2 separate regions of the Homo sapiens genome follow, and region 2 is linked to region 1. Evidence: read pairs that join two places in POLR2A ChIA-PET (ENCODE). Cell type or tissue: GM12878. All regions are shown on one strand. Each heading gives the region's core, and the rest is flanking DNA. Links, peaks and the distances in the headings are about the cores only. Region 1 holds the start of RTKN (rhotekin). Region 2 has its middle 110 kb from the start of GCFC2.

Region 1 (15,534 bases), core at 5,755-9,754:
TCCTAGCCAGGGTTGGGGGAAGGGTGAGAAGGAAATGTCAGTCAGTGGACAGGCTAAAGCACTCCCCAGTCCCCAGGTGGGCTGTGGCCAGTAAAACTGACAAGAAACTAATGTTTTAGGCAGTTCAAGAGCAGGCATTGGGTCTCAATCTCAGCTGCCCACGAATAACCAGAGAAGCTTTGTAGCCAGGTGCAGTGGTGTGTGAGGGAGGCTGAGGTGGGAGGATCCCTTGAGCCTAGGAGATCAAGGCCAGCCTGGGCAACATAGTGAGACCCCACCTCTAAAAAAATATATAACAGCCGGGCACGGTGGCTCACGCCTGTAATCCCAGCACTTTGGGAGGCAGAGGCAGGCGGATCACAAGGCCAGGAGATCGAGACCATCCCGGCTAACACGGTGAAACCCCGTCTCTACTAAAAATACAAAAAATTAGCAGGGCGTGGTGGCGGGCGCCTGTAGTCCCAGCTACTTGGGAGGCTGAGGCAGGAGAATGGCATGAACCCGGGAGGCGGAGCTTGCAGTGAGCCGAGACTGCACCACTGCACCCCAGCCTGGACGACAGAGCAAGACTCTGGCTCAAAAAAAAAAAAAACATATATATATATATATAAAACAAATAAGAAAAATAGAGATGCCCTCATGCATTTGATGGTTGGAAGTATAAATTCCTTCAGCCTCTTTTGAGTGCAATTTGGAAAAAAATCTATGAAAACTACAAATTCATATATCCTTTAATTCAGCTATCCAATACCTAGCAGTTTATCTTACACATATAATTTCACATATATCTAGGTAAAGCCATACATACAAAAATATTCAGTGCGGCATTTTTTTTTTTTTTTGAGACGGAGTCTCGCTCTGTTGCCCAAGCTGGAGTGCAGTGGTACGATCTCAGTTCACTGCAAGCTCCACCTCCTGGGGTTCATGCCATTCTCCTGCCTCAGCCTCCCAAGTAGCTGGGACTACAGGCGCCCGCCACCACATCCGGCTAATTGTTTTTTTGTATTTTTAGTAGAGACGGGGTTTCACAGTGTTAACCGGGATGGTCTCGATCTCCTGACCTTGTGATCCGCCCACCTCGGCCTCCCAAAGTGCTGGGATTACAGGCGTGAGCCACCGCGCCCGGCCTCATTGTGGCATTGTTTTAAACACCAAAATTAAAACCCCTTCAGTAGGACATTGGTTAAATAAGTAACAGTACATCTGTACCCTGTAGTATTGCAGACATTAAGGAAAGAGATATGCACATGTATGCAGATATGAAACAATCTCCAAAATAAATGATGTGAGAAAAGAAGGGTAGTATTGCACATACTACCATTTGTGCATGATATATATATATGTATGCATGCATATATATACATAGATATAGATATGCATGTTTATGCATAAAATATTAGTGATTGTAGGCCTGGGAGCCAGGGATGGAAAACATTTATGATACTTTTTTTTTTTTGAGACCGAGTCTCACTCTGTCACCCAAGCTGGAGTACAGTGGCGCGATCTCAGCTCACTGCAACTTCCACCTTCCAGGTTCAAGTGATTCTTGTGCCTCAGCCTCCTGAGTAGCTGAGATTACAGGCATGTGCCACCACGCCCGAGTAAGTTTTGTATTCTTTTTTTTTTTTTTTTTTGAGACCGAGTCTTACTCTGTTGCCCAGGCTGGAGTGAAGTGGCATGATCTCGGCTCACTGCAAACTCCGCCTCCCAGGTTCAAGCAATTCTTCTGCCTAGCCTCCGGAGTAGCTGGGATTACAGGTGTGAGCCACCACACCCAGCTAATTTTTGTATTTTTAGTAGAGACGGGGTTGCACCATGTTGGCCAGGCTGGTCTCAAACTCCCGACCTCAGGTGATCCACCCGCCTTGGCCTCCCAAAGTGCTGGGATTGCAGGTGTGAGACACCATGCCTGGCCTAACTTTTGTATTCTTAGTAGAGACAGGGTTTCGCCATGTTGGCCAGACTAGTCTCGAACTCCTGGCCTCAAGTGATCCTCCCACCTCGGCCTCCCAAAGTGCGGGATTACAGGCTTGAGCCACTGCGCCCAGCCTAATGATACTTTATATATACCCTTTGTACTACTGGAAATTGTATTTCCTTTAAAAAATATTAGATCTTTGGAGTTTAAAAAAAAATGATCAGGCCCTACCTAAGATTTGCAGAATAAGAATCTCTAGGAGTGGGGCATATGTACTTTTGGAAAACTCCCCAAGTGATTCTGAGGTACACCCAGGTTGAGAACCACCAACTCATGGGAATGGACAGAAGGAAAGGCAAATGAGAGTTATCCCTCAGACTCAAGTGATGCCAGGGACATCTAGTTGGCAAGGGATCAGTGGACAAGGAGCATACCACCTACAGTGTTCACTGACGCTGCACAGAAACCTATACACCCCAAATTAAGAGAATCACCACCTACCGGCCCTCTGAGCTTGGGAGATGAGGTCAGAGGCAAGGAATGGGGATGGGAAGGTAGGTGGTCCAGGAATGAGGGACTGTGGATAAGGGCCAGCTGAGAGGCCCTGGAAGAGACACCAGGATTCTCAGGAACATTCATTTAGAAAGGAGCCCTGGAGGTCCTGCTTCTTAAAAAGCAATGGGCAATTTGCTCAACCTCCCTAAGCCTCAGTTTCCCCATCTGTAAATCAGGAATGGAAATAGTCCTAGGGCTGTGAGAATTCTGTGAGGCAGGAACTTAAAGCACTTAGCACAGTGCCCAGCATGTGGTATACATTAATGGCAGGGATGCTTATTTTAATGACGCTATACTTTGGTGGTAGCAGCATTTACTCAGTCAACACTGGAGCATCCCTGTACTGTCCAAGGTTGTACATTTAAAATCCAGCTGGGAGGTGAGAGATGATGACTTTAATGGCTGCTCCATAAGTGCCATGTCATGGCACAACCATGCTCACAAGAAACAGCCTCTGTTTGCTTCTGGCTGAGGTGATCAAGGAAAGCTTCAGAGAGGAGTTGGAAGACTAACTCTATCACAGTGTACAGATTGGTTCAGGAGACAAGTCGAGCCATCCATTTGAAACAGGGGAACTAATGTGACCACTCCAAACCTGTCTTTTTCCTCACACCAGCTCTCCTCCATACACTGTGCCCTTGCATCTGTCCCTAGTGGCTCCAGCCTTCAAGTCTCTCAGACCCGAACACCCTAAATTCCCTCTTCTAAAAAGCCTTGTCCTGCCTGCCTACAGATGCTTCCTTGGCTATTTTCTGGGCCACTGTGCTAGGCCGGACTTTTATCACCTTCCCCCATCACCATCCACCCGTTTTCCTTCTGTAATAAGCCAACCCTTTCCCAAAGCCCCTCACCAGGAAGCCCTTTCAGACTACATAGGTCCTCCCAGTCTAGTTTTGTCTGCACCAGGGTTCTGCGCTGCCCGACAACCCCCACCCCAGTCTGCACCCAGCTTCAGCCACAAACATCCCAAATGGGTGAGCCTGGCAGGAGGGGGACACGGAGGTGTCCTCAACCCCCATCTTGGCTAGTCTCATCCCAGTCCCAGCACTCACGGATCCTTCCCCAGCCCGCTCCATTGCGAGAGGCGCGCAGAGGCGCGCGAGGTCCAGAGAGCTGCACTGGCCTGGGGAGCCGGCTGGGTCCGAGGGCCGCGGGAAATCGGAGGAGCCAGGGCGCCAGCATAGCTGCACCGCCTCCAGCTGCAGCGCTCAGGACGCCGGTGACATCAGCTCCCAATTGCCGCGAGAGCAACTGAGGGGTACCAGGGCGCTGGAGGTCCCTCCGGGCACCTGGCTGGGCTTGGCTCAAGGCGGTGCCTCCACCGAGACTCCATCGCGGCGGGACCGGACCTCCAGGAGTGCGCCCGCGCCGCCCTGGAAAAGGCTCCTGGCCTTCACGACGTGCTCCAGCTCCGGGAGGCCCCTCCCGCGTAGCGTTTGCCCTCCAAGGTGACCCCTTGCCTGAGAGTATGGAGGGCGAATAGTGTATAAATTGGGAGAGCTGGGGCCCTAGGGAGGTCACTGGGCCCAGCATGGATGAGTGGGACCACGAGTCCAGACACCTCCTCTATTTCCCTACTGATCTCCAGCCCCAAATCCACTCTCCCAAGGCCCAAGGCCGGGAGCGCCCTAGGAAACTGGCTCCCACCCTTTCAGGCAGAGGAACTGGGAATCCTGGCTCAGGATCTGGACCCTTGTGCTTCTAGCGTTTCCCCAACCCAGGGATAGTTCCTTGTTGCCCCCTCCCCACCCAAACACACCCTCTCCCCAAGCGGGCAGCATTTCCCCTGGGAAAGAGCGCAGAGCTGGGTGTCAGCTGGACCCGGGTCAGATCCCAAGGGGCTAGAGGATGAGTCATGGGCCCCACACACATTAGGCCCCCTGTTGATATCCCTTCCACCCCTCCCACTCTCTTAAGTCTCTGACTTCCTGCTCTGCTTCTCACTACCCTTTTTTCCCTTCAGAATCTCCACCAGGGCTAAGTACAAATCCTGGTTTAGGGACTTGACAAGCCCACAGAATTTGACCCCTGGAACCTGAGTTTGTAAAATGGGGAGTATTCCACCTCCTTCGTAGCATTGTTTGAGAATTATATGGGAAAGTCTCATCTCTACCTGGGCCTAGCACATATTTTAAAATAAGCCCCCTTTACTTGCAACTTGAGTCACTTCCTCCAGAAAGTCTTCTTGGATTTACTCTTCCACGACTATCTCTTTTGCCATTCCCTGAAACATCAATGGGTCTCTCTTTTGAGGACCTGCTGAACTTGGTTGAGAAAGAACACAGCACCCTCAGCCACTCTCCTAAAGGAGAGTGACCAAAGTGAAACTAAGCATCTCCTCTGCCCCAGAACTTGAACAGGCCTTCCACAGAGAAAATTTACATTTTTTGGAGGAGGGTAGGATGCAGAATTTAAACATTTACATACCTAGACCAGCTCTGTCCAATAAAACCTTCTGCGGTGATGGAAATGTTCAGTAGCCATCTAGCACTTGAAATATGGCTACAGCAACTAAGGAATTAATGTTTTGTTTTATTTTAATGAACTAAAAGTAAGATTTAAATAGCCATATGTAACTGATGTGGACAGTGCAGAGGACTATGAATGGCAAATAGGTTTTATCTCATGCACTGATGGAGGATAATTAGGTAGAGTCCCAACGAGTTCACTGGACACCTTTCCACAAATTAGAAAAAGCTGACCCTCTCCAGGCAAACAAATTAGATAAACGTGCTCCCTCCTGATGCCGCTGAAACCAGACCAGGACTCTCACCTCTGGCTGGCACCTGTGTGAAGGACACAACCTGCACAGTTTATGCCAAGACGGTCCTGAGAAAGATTCTGAGGCCAGGTCTGGGCTCGTTGATAAAGAGTGCCAAAATTGACCAGTAACATCTACTATGATCCAGGGAGTGGGGGCAGGGCTTGAGGGGGGACAGCACATACAATATCCTGCCATTCCTGATCTAGACTCTTTGCAGTCCTGCCTCTGACCTCTCAGCAGCAGCCCCTGCCTGGTCCAGGCAGTCACTTCCACAACTTCCTCCATCTTCCCCATCTCCGTAAACAGCCACACCACCCAGTTGCTTAGCCACATACCTGGGAATCATCCTGGAGTTCTCTTTCTTTGCCCTCCCATCCAATCCATCAGCAAATCCTGTCAGACCTACCACCACCATTTGAAATCTACTCCCTTTCTCCACCATGAGCATTTTAATTCACACCACCAGGTTCACTCCCACCTGAAGTGGGAGTGAAACAGCCTCCCACCTGGTGGACATTTGCGAACTCTCTTGCCAACCCTCCACCCCCAACCCTACCCTCAACTTCCCACCAGCCTATTCTCCATAGCAGCCATCATTTAAAAACATGGCATGAGTCATTCCCTTGCTTAAAACCCTTCCATGGCCCAACATCACACTTAAGGTGAAATCCAGGTGCCTTATCATGGCCTTCAAGGCCCTGCATGATCTGGCCCCTGCCCATCAGCTCCACCCCAACTACTATATTCCAGCCACACTGGCTCTCTCTTTCCCACAAATATATTACCCTCATCCTCATATCAGGGCCTTTGCCCTTCCTCCAGTCTTCACATATCTCCAAATCCTCCTGGGCTTAGCTCAAAGATCTCCCAACAGAGGCTTCCCCTGACCTCCACATCTAACATTGCCTCCCTCATCTGATTTTCATTACATCCCCATTTTCATCATAATTTCTTTATGTGATATTATTTATGTGTTCGTATGTATATTTCTGTTCTCCCACTACAATGGAACTTTCTTGTCTTATTCACTGAGGTATCCTATGGTCGAAAAGAGCTTGGCAGATAGTACATAAAATTTACATGTGTTTAATAATACATAGCGCAAGGTGCAGTGGCTCACGCCTGTAATCTCGGCATTTTGGGAGGTCGAGGTAGGGAGATCACTTGAGCCAGGACCAGCCTGGGCAATATAGTGAGACCTCGTCTCTGTAAAGAATTGAAAAAAACAAATACACGAATAAACAGCACCTTGCTGTCTCAAGGGCCAGCAGAATCCTTACTCATAGCCCAGAGTCCTTCTCTTCTCTAGCAAGGCTACATCCTTTCTGTAAACCTCTCTCACATTGAACTCCTCTCTTCTTCCCATGCCTAAAAGGAACCCTTGTCCCCAGAACAGACATTTACACTCACCCACAGAGCTTCCTGAAATAGGTGTAAAGACCCTGCTGCAAACATAAGACTATGATGGGCAGAACTGAGCCTGGGTCCACACACTGCACCCAACACAAGGCATAGGGAACCACCTGTCCCTCTTCCCACTTTAAGCAGGCCTGGCTCTCCCCACCATGCTGTAGCAGGAATGGGCAGGGCAGAGATTGGGGCTGGGATGCAAGTGAAGGAGGTGTGTACTCCAAGGGTCGGGGGATTACCTCCAGGCTGAGTGCCATCTGCCGAATGTAGAGCATATTCAGGTCCTCCAGGATGTGCAATCTGTCCTGCATCTCTGTGCCCCCCGGTGCCCTTTCCCTTGTCAACCCCTCCAGAGGGGGGACAGATAGGTACCACACTGTCCCACAGTTCCTCCTCCCACTGTTCCCTCAGTCTTTAAAGAGGTGGCCAGCTCTTGGGCAGAGGGCAGAAGCTGCCCTTATCCCTCTGCACTCCTGTTAAACCCCTCTGGCTGCTGTGACAAATTTTCCTCGCCCACTGCTGCTCCGGGGCCCTGCCGGGAGCCAGGCAGGGAAGAAAAAGAAAGCGAAGTGAGGATAAGTGGGGTCCCAGGAGGAAAGGCCAGCTGCAGAGGGGGCTCTAGGCACAGAGTGTCCAGTCTCGCTTTGGTGGCAGCTGTTCTCCCAGCTGTGGAAGAAAAAGGCCCTTTCATTCCGACTCTGGCCGCTCCCCAGCCCCCGCCCACATCCCTGGCCTGGTGGACAGGGAATCTGTGTGCGGAGAGGGCAGTGAGGGGCAGGCACAACTGGAAGGGGGCAGGGAAACGACGCCTCATGCAGGTTCTAGAGTCATGGGGTTTGCAGGAGGTTGGAGCTTCCCGAGAGGGGTTCCAGCTTAGTTTGAGAAAGTTGGGAAAAAGAGCCACACAGGTGAGGACCTCAGGGGAGAGTGAGCCCAGGGAATGGGACAAAGGGGTGAGTTGGCAAAGCAGCCCAGCCCTAGGGCCACCCCTTCCAACTCAGGGCCCCCATCCAGCCCGCTCCACCCTGGGCTCACAATTACCTCGCTTTTCCAGAGAAGGGAGGAGAGGGAGAGAGGAAGGCAGGGGTGTGCCTGTCTGCTGCTGTCCCCGCTCCCTTCTGCAGGCCCCTTCCCTTCCAGACAGGAAACCAGCCCCGATTCCGAGCCAGCTGCAGCCTAGCGCCCCCGCCTCCACGCCAGGCCCACGGAGTCACACTTCACTCGGCGGCCGCCAGGCCCTGCGGCTCCGCCCCAGCTCCTCCGAGCTGTCCCCGAAGGCCGGGCTAATCCCAGGGGCGGCCCCAGCTCACAGGCCCCTCCCCCTGGTCCCGGGCCTCGCCCCTTACTCCCCCACGCTGGCCCCACGCGGGTTCCTCGGGCCCAGTCGCTTGGGGGCAAGGGGACGCGACAAAGGCCCCCTCTCCCCAGGTCCACTAGCTTCTGAGTCAGAGAAGGCCCGGGACGCCGGGACAAGGGTGTGAAAGAGCCTCTTTGTTCTGGGCAGGCTGGAGGGAAAGGGCAGAAGCCAGGCCTGGAATCCCAGCCGGGAGGTAGAGGGGGCGGAAGGAAGGCCCACCTCACTTAACCCTTTCCAGACCCGGAAGGGAAGGCTTGGAACTGGGCTCTCCTTGGGCGAGTGTGAGTCTGACCTTGGGGACAGAAGAGTCTTCGGGGTAGCTATTCGCCCTCTCAGTCCCCGCTCAACCACACACCTTCAGCCCCGCCCTAGCCCTTAGGGCGTTACAGGTGGGGATCCAACAGGTTAACGCGTGGACGGCGGACGGGGGAAACGCTCAGCCTAGGGGCTGGACTCCTCTTAGGCCCCAGAAAAGGAGGCGGAAATTTTGCGTGTGGGAAGTAACCCCAAGGAGTTAAAAGCCCTGCAGGGGCATAGAGGAGCCTTTGAATTGGGCTTCGGGGAAGCGAGCGGCCCCGGCCTAAAGTCGGGGTTGATGACAGAGGCTGGCCCAGATGGCTGCGACAGGTTGTGGGATGGGGCTGGCGACTGGGGAACAAGCGGGAGCCCAGGCCAAGAGTCCGAGCGCTTGGGGCCCGCCTAGCTGCCCACCGCCCTTGGCCCGGGGATGCCCAAGACATTTTGGGGTTCAGGCACATTTTAGGAGTCGAGCTGGGGCCCTACAAATTGAGACCAACCCGGGCTTTTTCCAGGCTCAGGCAGATAATCCTAACCAGGCCGCGGAATGGGCAGCATGGATCCGATGAAAATGCAGACCGTCCACACCTTACTTTTTAAGTCAACAACTCCGTCGGGTTTGTACCCAGACCGTGCGTCTCCGCCCCTCGGCGTGCACGCGGGCGAGGGAAGGAGGCCGAGGTGGCTGGGGCTGCCCCCGGGAGCCGCGGAAGGGGAAGGCAGGGACGCGAGTCTCTCACCTCGGGCAGGTCGCTGAAGAGGCTGAGTCGGAAGCGGCCGCGTTTGAACTCCATCTCCAGGGCGGAGCCCCTGGCCACGGTGACCCGGCTCCGGTGGTTTCGGGAGAACATGCTGGCGGCCCTGCGACTTTGCCTGCTCAGTGCGCTCCCCGCGCCGCCCGGCTTAGCCTCCTCTCCTCGGCTTCTGTCTCTCGACGCTCGTCCGCCAGTCCGGCCGGGAATCTCCCGCTGCGGGGCTCCAAACCCCGCCCCCGGAGACGACACCTGGGCCGGGCAGGGCGCGGCAACCTCCTCTTCCACCCCCGCCAAAGGCCCAGCCCGTCCGGCCAGTCCCTGGGCGCCAAGCCGACCTGGCCCGACGGCCCCGGAGCCCCCAGGGGCGCACTGCACCTCGCGAGCACTGTGGGAGCGCGTTCTCCCTGCCCGCGCGGGTCGCGAGCGCCTACCTGGACTTGGGACGGACCGAGAAGCCCTGCCCCGCCAGCCGCCCCAACCTGGCAAGCCTGGCTTCCCGGGCGCTGAAAACCCCGTGGCTCAGGGATCGCCGCGTAGCACGCTCTGGCTCTACTCGGGCCCTGGGACCTTGCCCAGTTTCAATCCCGGCAGCCTCCGAAGAGACCATTTCAACATCCCACAGTCCCAAATGTTCCTTCTTCGTCCCCCTCCCCACCTAGGCTCCTCTGCGAGGCTATCCGCCTAAGCCTAGTGGCCACAACTGATGGGGCGGTGCTTAAACACGTCGTGAAACCCCAGCTCTGTCACTAACTAACCGTGCAATCATTAACTTGGTCCAGTCACTGGCCTTTCTGAGCTTCAGTTTTCTCATTTGTTCAGTGGGAATACTGTAATTATCTCCACTCCTCAAGTTGCTATGAGGATTACCTATAAGAATGAGGGTAAAATGCCCAGCATAGTGCCTGGCACAAGGCAAGTGCCCCATATTTGCAGTCATAAAGAGCAGCTGCGCGCGGTGGCTCACGCCTGTAATCGCAGCACTTTGGGAGGCCTAGGAGGGTGGATCACCTGAGGTTGGGAGTTCGAGACCAGCCTGACCAACATGGAGAAACCCCATCTCTACTAAAAATACAAAATTTAGCCGGCCATGGTGGCACATGCCGGTAATCCCAACTACTTGAGAGGCTGAGGCAGGAGAATCGCTTAAACCCGGGAAGCAGAGGTTGTGGTGAGCTGAGACCCCACCATTGCACTCCACCCTTGGAAACAAGAGCGAAACTACGTCTAAAAAAAAGATGGCTGGGTGCAGTGGCTCAAGCCTGTAATCCTAGCACTTTGGGAGGCCAAGGGGGACTGATCGCTCTTGAGCTCAGGAGTTGGAGACCAGCCTGGGCAACATGAAACCCTGTCTCAACAAAACACACACACACACGCACACACACACACAAATTGGCCTGGCATGGTGGTGCACACCTGTAGTCCCAGCTACTCGGGAGGCTAAGGTGGGAGGATTGCTTGAGCCCGAAAGTTCAAGTCCAGCCTGGGCAACATAGTGGGACCCCATCTCTTAAAAAGCATTACAAATATGTATAATTTTTTATTTTTATTTATTTATTTATTTATTTATTTTAATTTTTTTTTTTTAAGACAGAGTCTCACTCTGTCACCCAGGCTGGAGTGCAATGGCATGATCTCGACTCACTGCAACCTCTGCCTCCTGGGTTCAATCGATTCTCCTGCCTCAGCCTCCGGAGTAGCTGGGATTACAGGCGTCTGCCACCATATCTGGCTAATTTTTGTATTTTTAGTAGAGATGGGGTTACACCATGTTGGTAAGGCTGGTCTCAAACTCTTGACCTCAGGCGATACACCCGCCTTGGTCTCCCAAAGTGCTGGGATTTCAGGCGTGGCCCACGCCTGGCCAATATTATCTATCTATAGATAGATATAGATATAGATAGATATAGATATAGATATAGATATAGATATAGATATAGATATAGATATAGATATAGATATAGATAGATATAGATATAATCAGCTGCTTTGCTGGATGGCTGGACTTGCCCGGCTGGACTTACCACTCCCTGCTTCCATAAAAACAGGGTTCCCGCTAGGCGCGGTGGCTCACGCCTGTAATCCCAGCACTTTGGGAGACCAAGGGGGGCAGATCACGAGGTCAGGAGATCGAAACCATCCTGGCTAACACGGTGAAAACCCGTCTCTACTAAATATACAAAAAAATTAGCCGGGCATGGTGGCGGGCGCCTGTAGTCCCAGCTACTCAGGAGGCTGAGGCAGGAGAATGCCCTGAACCTGGGAGGCGGAGCTTGCACTGAGCCGAGATCGTGCCACTGCACTCCAGCCTGGGCGACAGAGCGAGACTCTGTCTCAAACAAACAAACAAACAAACAAAAAACAGGGTTCCCTTCTTGCCCCCTCTGGGGAAAGCCCAGTGGAAGAGAAGGAAATGGCAAAGGATTAACTTGCTGATCACACATAAACAGATCTCCTGAAGGCTTCAGAACACAGAACTTGAGAAAGGGTGAGACTCCTACATGGCAGGCTGGCTGGACCCAGAGACATACCAGTCTTGAGCTCTTAGAGAGTCCAGATTAGAAATGTTTTGCTATGGCAAATCATTTCAACATTCTTTTGGAAAAGCTGACTGAAAAGTACTAAAGCAAAAGGGGAAATGCATCGGCTCCTGGAACTGAGCCAATACAAACAAATGAGCCAGGGGTCAAGCTTTAGATGTGGCTTAACCCACTCATTGAGTGTCAGGAATATCCAGTCTCTTCCCATCACTTGGCTCTACTTTCCTCCACGTTGGCTTCACTCTCCACAGTGTAACGAAATTGCTGCCCAAAATTCTGGGTCTATATCTTTTCAGGCTTAAATTCAGCTGAAAAGAGAGCATCTGTTTCCTGAGGCTCCTACACGTCTGGGATTCGCTGTGAGACATTTGTGATCATTCATCCATCCCAAACCAATCATTGGAGTCAGACGGTGGCCAGATCTGAACCAATTGCTGTGGCTAAGGAGGTTCTAGGTGCCAGCTGGCCAGGCTTGGGGTCACTTGCCCACTCCTGGAGACTAACCAGAACCCAGTGAACTGGGAGGGAGAAGGTGGGGGAGGGTTGTTCCCCAAAGAATGTTCCAACCACTACCACCAGAAGGTGAGAGAATGGAAAATGAACAGGAAAAACAACCAACATCCTCCACACACAAAATTTTATATGGAGAAGGGAGTTCTTCTGGTCAGTAGGAAAGGCAGATCAAAAGATTTATAAAGTCCATGGCATCTGAGATTAACCACAAAAGACGTGTGAGGGGAAAGAAAGGGAAAGATATTGTTCCTTAATTTATTCAAATATTCATCATCACTCCTCTGAACTGTAAGCCTTCTAGGGAGGGGCAGTCTGTCTTATCCCCAGTGCCTGGGACATAGCAAGTGATCAATAAACATCAGTTGAAGTAAATAAAAGAGAAGCAAACAGATTTGAGAGTCCTTGACTGAGATGTGCCATCCTGTTGGACTAAGATAGTTCATTTCAAATGTTTGTTTTTAAGCAACAGAACCTTTTTTTTTTAATGAAATCTTACCTGAAATGTGTGAAATCAAATCAGAGCTGCTATGATGGGAGCAGGTGCTAGAGCCTCATGCCTTGTCTACCCACAGGTGCTCAGCTGCTCCCTGCTCCCCCAGTGAACACAAGCTCTGTGGACGGGTTTGAAAACCCCTGGCCTGAGACCCAGGAAGGAGGCAGAGGAATGGAGGATCTTCAAAAAGGAGGTTGAGCTCAAATCCTGCCTGAGAGTTTGTACTCAATGTGGCTGAAGATTTTTGGGAAGGAGGGACATGATCAGGATTATATTATATTATATTATATATATATATTTATATAATATATATCACTCTGTTACCCAGCTAGAGCAAAGTGGTGCCATGATAATACACTGCAGCCTTGAACTCCTGGGCTCAAGCAATCCTCCTGTCTCAGCCTCCTGAGTAGCTAGGACTAAAGGCGTGCACCACCATGCGAGGCTAATTTTTAAATTTTTTTGTAGAGACAGCATCGTACAGGCTAGTCTTGAACTCCTGGCCTTAAGTGATCCTCCTGCCTCAGCCTCCCAAAGTTCTGGGATTACAGGCGTGACCACTGTTCCTCCTCCCAGAATTAACTTTAGAGATCGTAATTTGGCAGCCTTTTCCATTAGTCAGTTGGAGGAGTTGTGACTGGAGTCAGGGAAGCCAACTAACACTGCACTCAACTGAGGGAGGAGAGATAAGGGTCAAAATTTCTATGGATTTATGTATGTATGTATGCATGCATTTATTTTTATTTTTATTTTTATTTTTGAGATGGAGTCTAGCTCTATCACCCAGGCTGGAGTGCAGTGGCGCAATCTCGGCTCACTGCAACCTCTGCCTCCCAGGTTCATGCGATTCTCCTGCCTCCGCCTCCTGAGTAGCTGGGATTACAGGCGCCCACCACCACGCCTGGCTAATTTTTGTATTTTTAGTACAGATGGGGTTTCACCATGTTGTTCAATCTGGTCTCGAACTCCTGACCTCGTGATCTGCCCGCCTCAGCCTCCCAAAGTGCTAGGATTACAGGCATGAGCCACCGCGCCAGGCCAGACTTATTTTTTAAATTAAATTTCATTTGAAAAATATTTGAAAGTACGTGTACAGTTTTCTAAACACTATAAATGCCACTGTTTTTTAAATAATGTAAATAATGAAAAAAATGAATAAAAGTATGCCTTCCCCACCCTCAATTATTCCACTTCCAGAAGAAAACACTGAGACAGTTTGGTGCATTCAAGTGCTGAAGCTCACACCAGCGGTTCGTGTTGATGACTTTTCTGGAATTGGGCATGCCAGTTGCTAAACATTGCCTTAATTAAAAATTAAATTACGGGCTGGGCACAGCGGCTCACGCCTGCAATCCCAGCACTTTGGGAGGCCAAGGCGGGTGGATCACGAGGTCAGGAGTTTGACACCAGCCTGACCAACATAGTGAAACTCTGTCTCTACCAAAAATACAAAAATCAGCTGGGCGCTACTTAGGAGGCTGAGGCAGGAGAATTGCTTGAACCCGGGAGGCAGAGGTTACAGTGGGCCGAGATCAGGTCACTGCACTCCAGCCTGGGGGACAAAGCGAGTCTCCGTTTCAAAACAAAACAAAATTAAATTAAGGCTGGGCATGGTGGCTTACACCTGTAATCCCAGCAGTTTGGGAGGCTGAGGCAGTGGATCACCTGAGGTCAGGAGTTCAAGACCAGCCTGGCCAACATGGTGAAACCCTGTCTCTACTAAAAATACAAAATTAGCCGGTGTGGTGGCACATGCCTGTAATCCCAGCTACTCGGGAGGCTGAGGCAGAAGAATCTCTTGAACCCGGGAGGCAGAGGTTGCAGTGAGCCGAGATCTCACCATTGCACTCTAGCCTGGGCAACAAGAGTGAAACACTATCTCCAAAAAAAAAAATTAAATTAAATTACATAAACATATAACTAAATCAATTTTATTAAAGCAAAGGTGACAAATATTCAAAACTCATCACTTCCTAATTATTTTACTGCATTTTACGACGACGTCTTGAGTAGTTTACATCTTTAGTATCTGTATGGAGGGAATGCTATATAAATGACATGACAATGCACATCTCTTTCCAACTCTGTATTCAGTGATGTCTCATTTGAAATTGGCCATGGTGGGAGTCCTTACACAACAGAAATAGGTGAACATAACAAATCCAGCCTGGTTTTTTTCCCCCCTGGGGAGCTTTTGTTAAACATTTACCAACATGCCACTGGTTTGGTGCACAGTCTTCCCAACTTTATCTTTTTGTTTATGTCTGTATCTATATCTCCCCAGCTATGAAGTAGATATGTGGGAAAGGGGCTGTGGGTCACCTAGGGTTCAAATCATCTTCTATTTCTGCACAGTTCCCTACTGTGGACAGTATTGACAGAATGAGCTCTAGCCCCTTTATGGCAGTTGGAGAACATTTATCCTTCTTCCCACTTTTTCACAGCCTAAAGGTAGGCACTTGGCCTAACCCAACTAACTGGAATGTTCCCAACTGGACTTTGAATATTGAGGGAGTGCAGACAAGACCCAGCCAGAGTTCATGATATACACTCACTGTACCTGCAGTACCTGAGAAGGGGGTAGTGGTGCCAGCAGAAAATCCTCATCAGCATGTTCAAGCCGCCTGACTTCAGTGTGGCCTTGGCATAACCTCAGCCATAAGTTTGTGCTGCCTGGCCTCCTTTGAGTCTCGCTTCTTATCCAGTGAAAGTATGAGATGAGCCCCAAAACATTTTATCCAGGGAAATAAAAATATTTTATCCAGGGAAATTTGAGTCTCACTTCTTTCCAGGGAAAGTACAAGATTAGCCACCTAGCATGGTGGCTCACGCCTGTAATCCCAACACTTTGGGAGGCTGAGGCAGGTGGATCACTTGAGGCCAGGAGTTCAAGACCAGTCTGGCTAACATGGTGAAACCCCGTCTTTACTAAAAA
Region 2 (15,534 bases), core at 3,995-7,994, 1.4 Mb after region 1:
GCTGCAACGAATTGTCTCCACCTCGGTGGACTATAACAACACATATTGATTCTCTCAAGTTCTGGAGGTCAGAGATTAAAATTAGCATTCAAGGTGTTTTCAGGCAGAGGTTTACTTGTTAGCTTATGGAGGAGAACCTATTTTTTGCCTTTTCCAGCTTTTACAGTATCATCCCTTGCATTCTTTGGCTCATGGCCCCTTCCTCCCTCTTTAAAGCTGGCAGTGTAACATTTTCAAATCTCTCTTCTTCTTTGTCATATCACTGTCTCCCCTTCTGATTCTACAATAAAATAGCCCTCTGTCTTCCTCTTATAAAGACATTTGAGATTTCATTTAGGTCCCACTTTGATAACCCAGAATCCTCTCCACATCTTAAGGTCCTTAACTTAGTCATATCTGCAGAGTCATTTTTTTTTTCCGTGTAAGATAACATCCACAGGTTCTAGGGAATAGGAACTGGATTTTCTTAGAGGCTATTACTCAAGCCTACCACACTAGTAATATGAACAATAGCAACACTAAATCTCTGATTTTTGAGACAACGATTAAGAATATTATTTGTCAATCAATCCTAGTACCTAATTTTAACAGGAGATATCAGAGCAGAATGTACTAGAAGAGAAATGGGATCCAAAATAGTACACCCCAAAATAGTCTAATAATTAGTAATTATAGACCATTTCTTTTGCTGCTTTTACATATTTTTTAATGCTGATTTGAAATTTGCTGCACTCAGAGATTACATTTTATATTCAGAATCTCAATGCATTTTGTTTTATAAATATAGTGACTGGATTTGCTGCATTTAGCAGAAAATTCATTGCTTATACTTCCAAAATGAAACCCGTTGGAAACATTTTGTACATATGGGGCTATGAATTATGATTTTCCCCTTACAAGATATTTTCAAGTCAGAAAAGCAAAATTATTGCTTTCTTTCTCCCCCTGCTCCTTTGGGAAGGGAGCAGTGAATCTTACCTTTTGGCAGGTCAGAAACTCTCTCTTTTACTCAAGCAAGCTTATGCAGACACCTAAAATTAAATACTAGATTCTCACAAATGTCACACACCTCTAAAGAAGATGGAACCTAAATTGAATATTAATGAGTAATGAAAGCTGAAAACAAAATTGCCTGTTGGAAATGTGCTTATGAGTTATGAGAATAACATGTAAGTTTCCTCTTTCTACTTCATTTTGAAAATAGCTGTCCACAATGTGGTTAAGTGAGCCCTGGGATCCTGATATATTTTTCCAGGATGACTGCAGACTCTTGAGCAAATAATTTGTCCCATATTGCTGAATTCCTAAGAAATAAAATTGCTCACCCTAAAAAGAGCCTTTTCAGGACTCCAGGGTAATTTCTGCCTGGTGTGTTCAGTGCCTTTTACCCCCATCTTTTGGCTATTAGACTCTTACTGAGTTAATGCAATAATTCCTTGGCACTTTTCTCTTGCAGCTGCGGACAGGGTGAACTTTTTCTTGGGCCTGTGGTGCCTAGCTGTCAGATGGACTGTAACTACATTCACATTTTTATTCATTAAAAAAACCAAAGTAGGAATACTTCTATGTCTCCTGTGGCTTCTGTTGAATCTTTGAGGTGATATGAATCTGATCTTATCAAAATTAATGGCTTATGGTCATTCACACTATTATGGTTAATGGGGTTGAGCATGCATTATCCCCTGCAGAAATAGTGCTTATTTGGGACTTATAGTACAGCACAGTCTGGGAGTATGGTCAACCGAGTCTCTGGCCACTTTGTACTGTACGAATTTGAAATACATAGCAAATGATAGTTTGCAAAATGAATATTCAAGTATTAGTTTCAGGTTGCTACTCAAGCAGGTTGTGCTAAAAGAGAGCAATAATATTTAAGAATATGTTAAAAAATGTATCAGTGTTAATGAAACAAAAGCCATACTTTGCATTCTGTAATGAAAGGGAAAATGTATTTTCTTTCAGTATAGGCTCTGGCAACAGTGGCAGTGTGGTTATTTCAGCCTATGGCTCCTCTCACTTCTACCATTCCACCTCCCTGACCAACCTTCCAGAAGGGCAGAAAGGGCTAATACACTAGATTTAACTTTGTTTGCTTTCATCTCCTTCCATTTATCCATTTCTCTCAAATAGCCAGGAGGGCCATAGAGTTTTCTCATTAAGGCTGGCAATGTTCAGCCCCAGACTGGGGCAGGATAAAGGATGGATCCTGGGGCAAGCATTAAAAAAGGTCTCCCTTTAGTGTGAGGGACAAAAGTGGAACTAGAAGCAAGTTAGGGTCACATGTGATACTGATATTGCAGAAAATATCAAAGTGGGTCAATGCCATGGATTGAATGTTTGTGTCCACCTTTCCTCCAAAGTCAGATGTTGAAATTCTAACCCCCAGTGTGATGCTATTACAAGATGGGGCCTTTGGGAAGTGATTAGGTTGTGAGGGTGGAGCCCTCATGAATGGAATTAGTCCCCTTATAAAAGGGACCCTAGAGAACACTGTCACCCTCTTTTCTCCATGTGAGGATGCATTGAGAGGTCAGCAGTCTGCAACCTGGAGGAGAGTTCTCACCAGAACCTCATTGTGATGGCACCCTGATTTTGGATCTCCAGCCTCCCAAACTGTGAGAAATAAATTTCTGTTATTTGTAAGCCATCCAGTCTATAGCATTTTGTTATAGCAGCCTGAACTAAGACAGTCAAGAACCAGGAAAATAAGAGACAAAACATGGGCATTGGCTCAGGTATAGCGGAGTCCTTATGAATTCATAAGACTGCTCTCTGCTGTATTTGGGGTCATTTTGGTGGCCAAGGTCACATCTCTACCATCAATTGGCATCAGTATGGGGGAACCACCCATATGATTCAAATCATCTCCCACTGGGTCCCTCCCACAACATGTGGGAATTTGAGAGTACAATTCAAGATGAGATTTGGGTGGGGACACAGAGACAAACCATATCATTCTGCCCCGGCCCCTCCAAATCTCATGTCCTCACATTTCAAAACCAATCATGCCTTCCCAACAGTCCCTACAAGTCTTAACTCATTTCAGCATTAACCCAAAAGTCCACAGTCCAAGGTGTCATCCGAGACAAGGCAAGTCCCTTTGGCCTATGAGCCTGTAAAATCAAAAGCAAGCTAGTTACTTCCTAGATACAGTGGGGGTATAGGTATGGGGTAAATACAGTCATTCCAAATGGGAGAAATTGGCCAAAACAAAGGGGTTACAGGGCTCATGCAAGTCCGAAATTCAGCAGAGAAGTCAAAATTAAAATGATCTCCTTTGACTCCATGTCTCACATCCAGGTCGCTCATGCAAGAGGGGGGTTCCCATGGTCTTGGGGAGCTCTGCCCCTGTGGCTTTGCAGGGTATAGCCCCGCTCCTGGCTGCTTTCACAGGCTGGCACTGAGTGTCTGCGGCTTTTCCAGGCACACAGTGCAAGATGTTGGTGGATCTACCATTCTGGGGTCTGGGGGACAGTGACCCTTTTCTCATAGCTCCACTAGGCAGTGCCCCAGTAGGGACTCTGTGTGGGGCTCTGACCCCACATTTCCCTTCTGCACTGCCCTAGCAGAGGTTCTCCATGAGGGCCCTGCCCCTGCAGCAAACTTTTGCCTGGGCATCCAGGCGTTTCCATATATCTTCTGAAATCTAGGAGGAGGTCCTCAAACCCCTATTCTTGACTTCTGTGCACCTGCAGGCTCAACATCACACATAAACTGCCAAGGTTTGGGGGTTGGACCCTCTGAAACCATGGGCTGAGCTGTACCTTGGCCCCTTTTAGCAATGGCTGGAGCAGCTGGGATACAGGGCACCTAGTCCCTAGGCTGTACACAGCATGGGGACTCTGGGCCCGGCCCACAGAACCATTTTTCCCTCCTAGGCTCTGGGGTCTGTAATGGGAGGGACTGCCATGAAGACCTATCACATGCCCTGGAGACATTTTCCCCATTGTCTTGGGGATAAACATTCAGCTCTTTGTTACTTATGCAAATTTCTGCAGCCAGCTTGAATTTCTCCTCAAAAAATGGGTTTTTCTTTTCTGTGGCATTGTCAGGCTGCAAATTTCTGAACTTTTATTCTGTGTTTCCCTTTTAAAACAGAATGCTTTTAACAGCACCCAAGTCACCTTTTGAATACTTTGTTGCTTAGAAATTTCTTCTGCCAGATACCCTAAATCATCTCTCTTAAGTTCAAAGTTCCACAAATCTCTAGGGCAGGGGCAAAACGCCACCAGTCTCCTTGCTAGAACGTAACAAGAGTCACCTTTGCTCCAGTTCCCAACAAGTTCCTTATCTCCATCTGAGACCGCTTCAGCCTGGACCTTATTGTTCATATCATTATCAGCACTTTTGTCAAAGCCACTCAGCAAGCTTCTAGGAGGTTTCAAACTTTCCCACATTTTCCCGTCTTCTTCTGAGCCCTCCAAACTGTTCCAACATCTGACTGATACCCAGTTCCAAAGTTGCTTCCACATTTTCAGGTATCTTTTCATCAACACCCCACCCTACTGGTACCAATTTACTGTATTAGTTCATTTTCACGCTGCTGATAAATACATACCTGAGACTGGGGAGAAAAAGAGGTTTAATTGGACTCACAGTTTCACATGGCTGAGGAGGCCCCAGAATCATGTGGGAAGTGAAAGGTATGGCAGCAGCAACATAAAATGGGGAAGATGCAAAAGCAGAAACCCCTGATAAAACCATCAGATCTCGTGAGACTTATTCACAACCATGAGAACAGTATGGGGGAAACTGCCCCCATGATTCACATTATCTCCCACCAGGTTTCTCCCACAACACGTGGGAATTATGGGAATACAATTCACGATGAGATTTGGGTAGAGACACAGAGACAAACCATATCAGCATCTAACATCAATCACTAGTAAGTGTTTACCTAATTATCCATCCATCATCTATTCATTCATTCATTCATAAACATGTTCCAAATAATTTAGTGTTGGCTTTTATTGGAGTCTCTAGCCTTCTTGCGTGCCTCCTCTACAGCCAGACCTTATTTCAAATTAATGTGGAAGGGTGCATGTCAGGAGCATTTATTGAGTATAGGTGTTGGGGAGTCTTGGTTTTTCACAAGGCCAGTACGCTAAAAAGAGGCTGAGATGCTAAGATATCTTTTTTTATTTTGAGACGGAGTTTCACTCTTGTTGCCCAGGCTGGAGTGCAATGGCACATGATCTTGGCTCACTGCAACCTCCGGGTTCAAGTGATTCTCCTGCCTCAGCCTCCTGAGTAGCTGGGATTACAGGCATGTGCCACCATGCCCGGCTAATTTTGTATTTTTAGTAGAGGGTTTCTCCATGTTGGTCAGGCTGGTCTCAAACTCCTGACCTCAGCTGATCTGCCCGCCTTGGCCTCCCAAAGTGCTGGGATTACAGGTGTGAGCCACTGTGCCTGGCCAAGGCTGAGATATCTTTATACTTGGATAGAGTCATCCACTCCAAGAAAGCCTGGACCCTGACACAGGCACTTCTTTTTTTCTTCTTTTCTATATTTGCTTTTTCTCACTATGGGACACTAAGATCTAGAGGGCTCAGTTTAGGCTGTGGGTTTTAGGGGGAAGAGAAAAGCAATCCCATGGGCCAATCATTTGCCCAGGAAGGTAGAATCAGCCATACAGCCTCACCTAGCTCACCAGGGGGCTTACCTTAGTTTGTGGGTGGCCTGGAGCTCTGTGTACCTCTTTTTCAGAGACGCTTTCGTGGATGGCTATGGAAGGGTAGGGCAAGATTTTCTATTCAAGTCCAGGTTTCTAAGCTGTAGCTCTGACAGTTCTCCTTAGGACAGAGATGGCAGACTCATATGTAAGGCAGGATATGAAATCTTGGACTGGGAATGGTAAGAGGTTTTTCCAAATAGAGGTTGGATGCTACAGTGGGAAGAATAACAAGAGGAGTTTTTTTTTTTTTTTTTTTTTTTTTTGGTGGTGGAATAGGGAGGCACCCAGTTACCAGACCAGCTCATAAAGAGAGGTAGTAAGGAGAGAAGTTCTGGTAAAGCAAGTCCTCAACCCAGAAAACCAGCAGGTTAGGCTAGGCCTCAGGAACAACCGACAAAACAAAGAAAGGGCAATTCGTTTTTTCAAAAGAAAAAGGAGTATTCTCGAGAAAGGAGCAATTAAGGGAAGTGCAGTGAAGCATCCAGAGAGGTATGATTTTAGTTTGAACTGGTCACAGACTTGGGTTATTACTTGAAGGAGAGTTTTAACCACTTTATTTGCAAATAGTGCATATTGGTAGAATAGAAGAGGAACCCCTTTTCTTACCAGACATAAGTTCAGAATCTGGTATTTATTCTGATGGGGTTGATGAAATTAAATGTTATACAGTTGTTTGTCATAGCTTTTAATGGTTAAAAAAAATTTGTCTTCACTATAGTCCTTGAAAAGACATAAGGAAATTAAAATTTAACAGCCTGAAAAATTAAGATTTAATACCCCTGCAATGTATCGTCTCCTTAAAATATTTTAGATGGTCTTCTTATCCAGTTGTAAAATGATACATATTCATTAAAAATATTAAAATACAGAGAAATACACAGAGTAAAAATAAAATCACCTGGAGGGGAAGTATCAAAACGGCAGACTGGAAGCAGCTCATGAAGAGGAAACGAAAGGGCTGGTGAACACTGACCCTGCAGGCTGATCATCTGAAAAACCTGTTGGGATCCATCGAGGCAGCAGGGGAACACAAAGAGCAGACAGGAGTGAGGCTGGGCCCTTGTGGAGCCAGGAGAATCTCTCCAACATGGGAAAGGGGAGTTGAGTGAGAGCCCCCGAAGGACTCATGTTCTCCAAAGGGACCTGTGCAAAACTGGGAATGGGATCATACTCCTGGCCCCCCAACATCTTCCCACTATGCTTCTAGTGGCAGAGAGCCACCTAGATGTTCTGCGAGGGCAACTCTGGAGTCCAAGGGGACCTCTATAAGCCTTGGGCCCTGAAACAGATCAACAGTGGCACCATAGCCCTAGTAGAGGCCATAGTTGCTGTTCCTAGAAGCAATAAGATTGCTCTACTCATTCTTGCCAGATGGGGCTTGGCACCAGCTCGTGATGCAATGGTCCTGCTTTGGCCCAAACTTGGCTGGCCACTCCACTCACCCCTGCCACTGGTAACCAGGTGGGCAACACTTACTGGAGCCTCCAACCCAGTAGCCCTTCTTTTGTGCGACCTCAGCAGAAAGGCGTAGCCTCATGATATCTTAGAAACAGGTGAACAGCAGGGTGCATGACCCTATCCACCCCCACCACTGATAGCCAGAAGGGCAACACCTCCTAGAGCTGCTGGCTCAGTGGCTCTGCTTCTGTGTGAATTCAGCCAGTGGGCACAGCCTCATGTTTTCCCAAGAAGTGCACAGACAGAGATCCCACCCACTGCTGTCACTGATAGCCAGGTAGGAAACAACTGCTAGAGCTTCTGGCCCAGTGGCCCTGCTTCTGTGGGAACTCAGCTGGAAGGTGTAGCTTCATGTTTTCCCAGGAAACACCCAGATGGCAGGGTATGTGACACCCCCACACCCCCACCACTTGCAGCCAGGAGAGCAATGCGTGCTAGAGTTTCTAGCCCAGGGGTCCTGGTTCTATGGAAACTCCGCCAGTGGGCACAGCCTCCTGTCATCCAAGGAAGCACTTGATGGCAGGGTGGGCATCTCTACCCACTCCCACCACTGGTAGCTAGATGAGCCACACCTGTTAGAGCTTCTGGCTCAGCAGCACTACTTCTGCCAGAATTTGCTAAAAGGCACAGCCTCCTGTTGCTCTGGAAAGACCTGGAGGGCAGAGCAGGCAACTCCACCCACCTCCACCTTCCAAAGCCAGATGAATCACAGCCGCTAAAGTTTCCAACCCAGTGGTTGAGTTTCTGCATAAACTCTGAGGCAGGCACAACCCTGTGTTTCCCCAGGAAGCACACGACCTGACAAGGATGTGATTTGTCTGCCAACTGTGGCCCCTGCTTGAGGGAGCTGCATGAACCAGAATACCCAACAAAATACCCATGGGGACAGAGAAGTAATCAGAGGGGGCTCCTCCAAGACCCAGGAGTGGACTAGAATCAAAGCCAGTTAATTGAATTGACCTTATACCATAACCAAACCCCCAAGGGCACCAAAGAAAAAAAAGCAAAAAAGAAAAATTGCATCTAAAGGACAGCAACTTCAAGCTTTGAAGGAAGATGAGCCCACACAAATGGGAATGAATCAGCATAAGAACTCTGGCAATGCAAAAAGCCAGAGTGCCTTCTTCCCTCCAAATGACTGCACTTGTTACCAAGAAAGGGTTCTTAACCAGGTTGAGATGGCTGAAATGACAGAACTAGTATTCAGAATATGGATAGCAATGAAAATCATCAAGATTCAGGAGAATGTTGAAACCCAATCCAAGGAAGCTTAGAATCACAATAAAATAACACAGGAGCTGATAGAACAAAATAACCATTATATATATATATATTATATATATATGTATATAAATATATATATTTTATATACGTATATAAAAATGTATATTTACATATATAAAATAAATATTTTATATACGTATATAAAATATATATTTATTTTATATACGTATATAAAATATTTATTTTATATATGTATATAAAATATTTATTTTATATACATGTATATTAAATATATATTTATATATGTATATAAAAATATATATTATATACATGTATATAAAATATATATTATATATGTATATAAAAATATATATGTATATAAAATATATATATTATATAGATATATAAAATATATATTATATAGATATATAAAATATATATATTATATAGATATATAAAATATATATATTATATAGATATATAAAATATATATATTATATAGATATATAAAATATATATATTATATAGATATATAAAATATATATATTATATAGATATATAAAATATATCTATATAATATATATGTAAAATATATATAAAAAACTGATTTGATAGAGCTAAAAACATACAAAAAGAATTGCGTAATGCAATCCCAAGTGTTAACAGCAGAATAGACCAAGCTGAGGAAAGAATCTCAGAGCTTAAAGACTGGATCTCTGAAATAACTCAGTCAGACAAAAAATAAAGAAAAAAGTATATAAAAAGAATGAACAAAACCTCCATGAAATATGGGATTATGTAAAGAGACTAAATCTTTGACTCACTGGTATCCCTGAAAGGGACAGAGAGAAAACAAGCAATCTGGAAAACGTATTTCAAGATATCATCCATGAAAATTTCCCCAAGCTAGCCAGAGAGGTCAACAGTCAAATCTAGGAAATGCAGAGAATCCCTGCAAGATATTTCACAAGAAGACCATTTCCAAGAAACATAATCAGATTCTCCAAGGTTGAAATGAAAGAAAATGTTAAAGGCTGCTAGAGAAGAGGGGCAGATCACCTACAAAGGGAGCCCTGTCAGGCTAACAGTGGGCCTTTCAGCAGAAAACCTACAAGCCAGAATAGATTGGGAACCTATATTCAGCATTTTTTAAAAAAAATTTCAACCAAGAGTTTCACATCCAGCCAGACTAAGTTTCATAGGTGAAGGAGAAATAAGATCCTTTTCAGACAAGCAAATGCTGAGGGAATTCATTACCACCAGACCTGCCTTACAAGAGGTCCTGAAAGGAGCACTACGTAAGGAAAGGAAAGATCATTACCAGCCACTATAGTAACACACCTAAGTATATAGATCAGTGATACTATAAAGCAACCACAAGAACAAGTCAGCATAGTAACCAGCTAACTACATGATGATAGAATCAAATTTGCTCACATCAATACTAACCTTGAATGTAAATGGGCTTGAACACCCCAAGTAAAAGGCACAGAGGGGCAAGTTGGATAAAGAAGCAAGACCTAATGGTATGCTGTCTTCAAGAGACCCATCTCATGTGCCATGACATCCATAGGCTCAGAATAAAGACATGGAGAAAAATCTACCAAGCAAATGGAAAACAGAAAAATGCAGAGGCTGCAATCCTAATTTCAGGCAAAATGGACTTTAAGTTGACAAAGATCAAAGAAGATAAGGAAGAGCATTATATAATGGTAAAGGGTTCAATTCAATAAGAAGACTTAACTATCCTAAATATATATGCGGCCAACACAGCAGCACTCAGATTCAAAAAGTATGCTTTTAGAGATCTACAAAGACTTAGTCTCCCACATAAAAATAGTGGGAACATTCAACATTCTATTGACAGTATTACACAGATCATGGAGTCAGAAAATTAACAAAGATATTCAGTACCTGAACTCAACACTTAGCCAAATGGACCCTCTCCACCCCAAAACAACAGAATATACATTTGTCTTATTGCCACATAGACCCTACTCCAATCAGAGTATGAAACACCCAATCAGATATGAAACAACATTCAGCAAATTCAAGAAAACTGAAATTATATCAACCACACTCTTGGACCATAGCACAATAAAAATAGAAATCAAGACTAAGAAAATCACTCAAAATCATACAATTACATGAAAATTAAACAACCTCCTCCTGAATGACTTTTGGGTAAACAATGAAATTAAGACAGAAATCAAGAAATACTTTGAAACTAATGAAAATAAAGATACAACATACCAGAATCTCTGAGAAATAACTAAGGGAGTGTTAAGAGGCAAGCTTATGGCCCACATCAAAAAGTTAGGAAGATCTCAAATGAACAACCTAATATCACAACTAGAAGAACTAGAGAAGCAAAAGCAAAGAAACCCCAAAGCTAGCAAAAGAGAATAAATAACCAAAATCAGAGCTTAACTGAAGGAAATTGAGTCACAAAAAACCATGCAAAAGCTCAATGAATCCAAGAGTTAGTTATTTTAAAGAATCAATAAGATAGATAGATCACTAGCTAGGCTAATACAGAAAAAAGAGAATCCAAATAAACACATCTGGAAATGACAAAGGGGACATCACCACTGACACTGCAGAAATACAAAAAACCTCAGAGACTATTATGAACACCTCTATGCTCACAAACTAGAAGTTCTAGAAGAAATGAATAAATTCCTGGATGCATACAACCTCCCAAGACTGAACCAGGAAGAAATTGAATCCCTGAACAGACCAATAATAAGATACAAAAGTAATAAAAAGCCCACAACCCCCCAAAAGCCTAGGACTGGATGGATTCACAGTTGAAATTTACCAGATGTATAAAGACGACTCCTTCCCAACTCATTCTGTGAGGCCAACATCATCCTGATTCCAAAACCTGGCAGAAACAACACAACAAACCAAAACTTCAGGCCAATACCCTTGACAAACATAGATGCAAATATCCTCAAGAAAATACTAGCAAACTGAATTCAGCAGGACATCAAAAAGCTAATCCATCATGATCCAGTAGGCTTTATCCTTGCAATGCAAGGTTGGTTTAACATACACAAACCAGTAAACGTGATTCATCACATGAACAGTACTAAAAATAAAAGCCACTTTATTATCTCAGTAGACGTAGAAAAGGCTTTTGATAAAATTCAATATCCCTGTATGTTAAAAACCCTTAGTAAACTAGGCACTGAAGGAATAAATATCAAAATAATGAGCCATTTATGACAAAACCACAGCTAACATCAGATTGAATGGGCAAAAGCTGGAAGCATTTCCCTTGAAAACCAGCACAAGACAGGGATGCCTGCTCTCACCATTCATAGTTAACATAGTATTGGAAGTTCTGGCAAGAGCAATCAGACAAGAGAAAGAAATAAAAGACATCCAAATAAGAAGAGAGGAAGTCAAATTATCCCTGTTTTCTGAGGACATGATTCTATTTCTAGAAAACCCGGTAGTCCTTGGCCGAAAGCTCCTGATCTGATAACAACTTTAGCAAAGTTTCGGGATACAAAATCAATGTACAAAAATCAGTAGCATTTCTATATACCAACAACATCCAAGCCGAGAGCCAAATCAGGAATGCAATTTCATTCACAGTTGGCAAAAAAAGAATAAAATACCTAGATATATAGCCCATTAAGGATTTGAAAGACCTCTACAATGAGAATTACGAAATACTACTCAGAGACATCAGCGATGACACAAACAAATAGAAAACATTTTATGCTTATGGATGGGAAGAATGAATATCATTAAAATGACTATACTGCCCAAAGCAATTTATAGATTCAATGCTATTTCTATCAAACTGCCAATGATATTCCTTACATAATTAGATAAAAAATTTAAAAATTCATACGAAACTAGAAAGATCCCAAATAGCCAAGGCACTCCTGAGCGAAAAGAACAAAGTTGGAGGCATCACATTATCCTAATTCAAACTATACTACAGGGTTATAGTAAACAAAAACAGCATGGTACTGGTACAATAACAGAAACATAGACCAGTGGGACAGAATAGAGAGCCCAGAAGGAAGGCTGCACACCTACAACCATCTCATATTTGACAAAGTTGACAAACACAAGCAATGGAGACAGGACTCTTTATTCAATAAATGGTGCTGGGATAACTGGCTAGCCGTAGGCAGAAGACTGAAACTGGACCCCTACCTAACACAACATACAAAAATCAACTCAAGATAGATCAAATACTTAAATGTAAGCTCTAAAACTATATAAATGTAAGCTCTAAAACTATATAAATGTAAGCTCTAAAACTATAAAAATGTAAGCTCTAAAACTATAAAAATCCTGGAAGATAACCCAGGAAACATCCTTCTGGACATAGGACTTGGCAAAGATTTCATGATAAAGACACCAAAGGCAGTTGCAACAAAAGCAAAAATTCACAAGTGGGACCTAATTAAACTAAAGAGCTTCTGCACAGCAAAAGAAACTATCAATAGAGTAAACAATCTACAGAATAGGAGAAAATACATGCAAACTATGCATCTGACAAAGGTCTAATGTGCAGCATCTATAAGGAACTTCAACAGATTTACAAGAAAGGAAAAACACACTAAAAAATGAACAAAGGAAAGGAACAGACAATTTGCAAAAGAAGACATACATGCGGCCGCAATTATGTGAAAAAACCCCTCAACATCACTGATCATTAGAGAAATGCAAATTAAAATCACAATGGGATATAATCTCACACCAGGGCTCTTAAAAAACAAAACAAAACAAAGCAAAACCAAAAAATCAGATGCTGGAGAGATTGCAGAGAAAAAGGAACAGTTATACACTGCTGATGGAAATATAAATTAGTTCAGCCACTGTGGAAAGCAGTGTGGTGATTCCTCAAAGAACTTAAAACAGAATTACCATTTGACCCAGCAATCCCATTATAGGGTATATACCCAATGGACCATATGAATCATTCTGCCATAAAGACACATGCATGCATATGTTCACTGCAGCACTATTCACAAGCAGAAAGACATGGAATAAACCTAAATGCCCATCAATGTTAGACTGGATAAAGAAAATGTGGTACATGTACACCATGGAGTACTATCAGTCATAAAAAGAATGAGATCATGTCCTTTGCAGCAACATGGATAGAGCTAGATACCATTATCCTAAGCTAAGACAAGAACAGAAAACCAAATACTGCATGTTCTCACTTATAAGTGGGAGCTAAACAGCAAGAGCACACGGATACTAGGAGGGGAACAACAGATACTGGGGTCTACTTGAGGGTGGAGGGTGAAAGGAAGCAGAGAAGCAGAAAAAATACCTATCAGGTACTATGCTTATTCCCTGGGTAACAAACTTATCTGTACACCAAACCCCCATTACAAGCAATTTACCTATATAACAAAACTGTGCATATGCCCCTGAACCTAAAATGAAAGTTAAAAAATGAAATAAAATCACCTGCCTACAGACAATCCTATTGGTATTTTAGAGTATATTCTTTCAATAATTTCACTGTCCATTAATATACACACACATTTTGGAAAAATAAGATTACCCTATTATTATTATTTCTGTAAACTGCTCTTTTCACTAATGCACGGCAAAATTTTTTTCAAAGCCGTTAAGTATTCTTTTCAATATAATTTATACTCATTCAGTTTATCTAAGTAATTTATTTAATCAATCTCCTATTGTTAATAAGTTATCTCTTTCTCCAGTTTTTTTATTTTTTATCATTATTAGCAGTGGTTTAATGCACCTCATTTGATCAATTTCCAAATATTTAATGAGCGTTTAGTATATGTCAAGCCTCATACATGGCTGAATACAAACAGACTTGGTTCCTAACCTTAGGCAAGTTAGTGTAGTGGGAGATACAAATTATAAACAAGTAAATCAACAGGCTTAGGTATTTTGTGGTTGCCCCAAGGAGAACAGGATTAACCCCTACCTAAATTAGTCATGATGGTGAGACTGATGATGCTGCATGCACCAAGAAGGTATGAATAGGTTTATTACTCACATCATGAGGCTCTCCCGAGAGAGCAGGGCAGGTGTAAATTAATCCAGATGGCTTAAGCGAAGTGGAAAAAGTGGACTGGGCCATTATAGTGGCCGTAGGGTGGGGCCTTGTGAGGTTTGGACTGCTGCTAGCAGCAAGGATTGGGCAGACAGGAAAGTGGAACAGGGATTCAAAAGCTGTCAACAGTTTTACATCAAAAAAGGTGTCAGCAGGCCGGGCGCGGTGGCTCAAGCCTGCAATCCCGGCACTTTGGGAGGCCAAGGCGGGCGGATCATGAGGTCAGGAAATCGAGACCATCCTGGCTAACATGGTGAAACCCCGTCTCTACTAAAAATACAAAAAAAATTAGCCAGGTGTGGTGGCGAGCGCTTGTAGTCCCAGCTACTCAGGAGGCTGAGGCAGGAGAATGGCGTGAACCCAGGAGGATGAGCTTGCAGTGAGCCGAGATCGCGCTGCTGCACTCCAGGCTGGGTGACAGAGCGAGACTCCGTCTTAAAAAAAAAAACAACAACAAAAAACAAACAAACAAACAAAAAACAAAAAAAAGAGGTCAGTCTGTTTATTGTAACAGGTAATTAGAAATTGAGGAAATGCCATGAAGACAATAACTTGGAAGAAAATTATTGAGTTATTAAATTGGGGGGCTCTGGGAAGGTTGTTCTGAGAGGTGACATACAAGTTAAGAAGTTAAGAGTGAGAAGGAGCCAATCAGATAAAGAGCTGGGGCAGGAGCCTGTGAAGGGAACAGCCAACACAAAATGAAAGACAGTTTGTCATGTCTGAGGAGGGTTATGAGAGAGTGGGAGTGGGCACCGAGATGAGAGACAAAATTGTTGAGGTAGGCAAGAGTTAGATCCTGCAGGGCATAGTAGGCAATATTAAGAAGTTTGCATTGGATTTGTTTGTGCAAGAGGAAGACACTGATGTTTTAGGCAAGGGAGTGACATTACCTGACTTGTTTTTAAAATATCACTTCAGTTGTTATGGAGAGACTATATCGTTGGTGCTAAGTGTGGCAGCAAAGAAAATAAGAAGTTATTTCAGTAGTCCAGTAGAGATATGACGGTGGTTTAGGCGAGAGGGGTGGCAGGGAAGATGAAGCAAAATGAATGAATGATTCATAAAGATTTGGAGATTACTGATCAGAATATTGTGGCTG

The links. Peaks named below come from ENCODE experiments on the same cell type or tissue, not always from the same donor. Only the 100,000 strongest peaks of a DNase experiment are listed, where the experiment ranks them.
Region 2: POLR2A ChIA-PET joins it to region 1 with 10 read pairs; 1 of 35 experiments calls an interaction of 5 or more read pairs at or near these places.

Annotation. Positions count from the first base shown.
Region 1 is chr2:74,432,665-74,448,198 of GRCh38, forward strand. It overlaps RTKN (rhotekin), which reads right to left and starts at 9,273. Exons shown (of 12, transcript NM_001015055.2): 1 at 9,042-9,273; 2 at 1-2. The coding sequence starts at 9,152. RefSeq lists enhancers at 3,910-4,589, 6,724-7,461 and silencers at 7,889-8,198, 8,914-8,973, 9,284-9,363. In GM12878, for the core only: a CTCF peak has its summit at 7,840; a DNase peak (open chromatin) is centred at 7,911; H3K4me3 peaks cover 1,194 bases; H3K27ac peaks cover 281 bases.
Region 2 is chr2:75,814,702-75,830,235 of GRCh38, forward strand. No RefSeq gene overlaps it. Among named protein-coding and RNA genes, the nearest start is that of GCFC2, 110 kb to the left of the region's middle. In GM12878, for the core only: no CTCF peak of the experiment used is centred there; a DNase peak (open chromatin) is centred at 6,140; H3K27ac peaks cover 253 bases.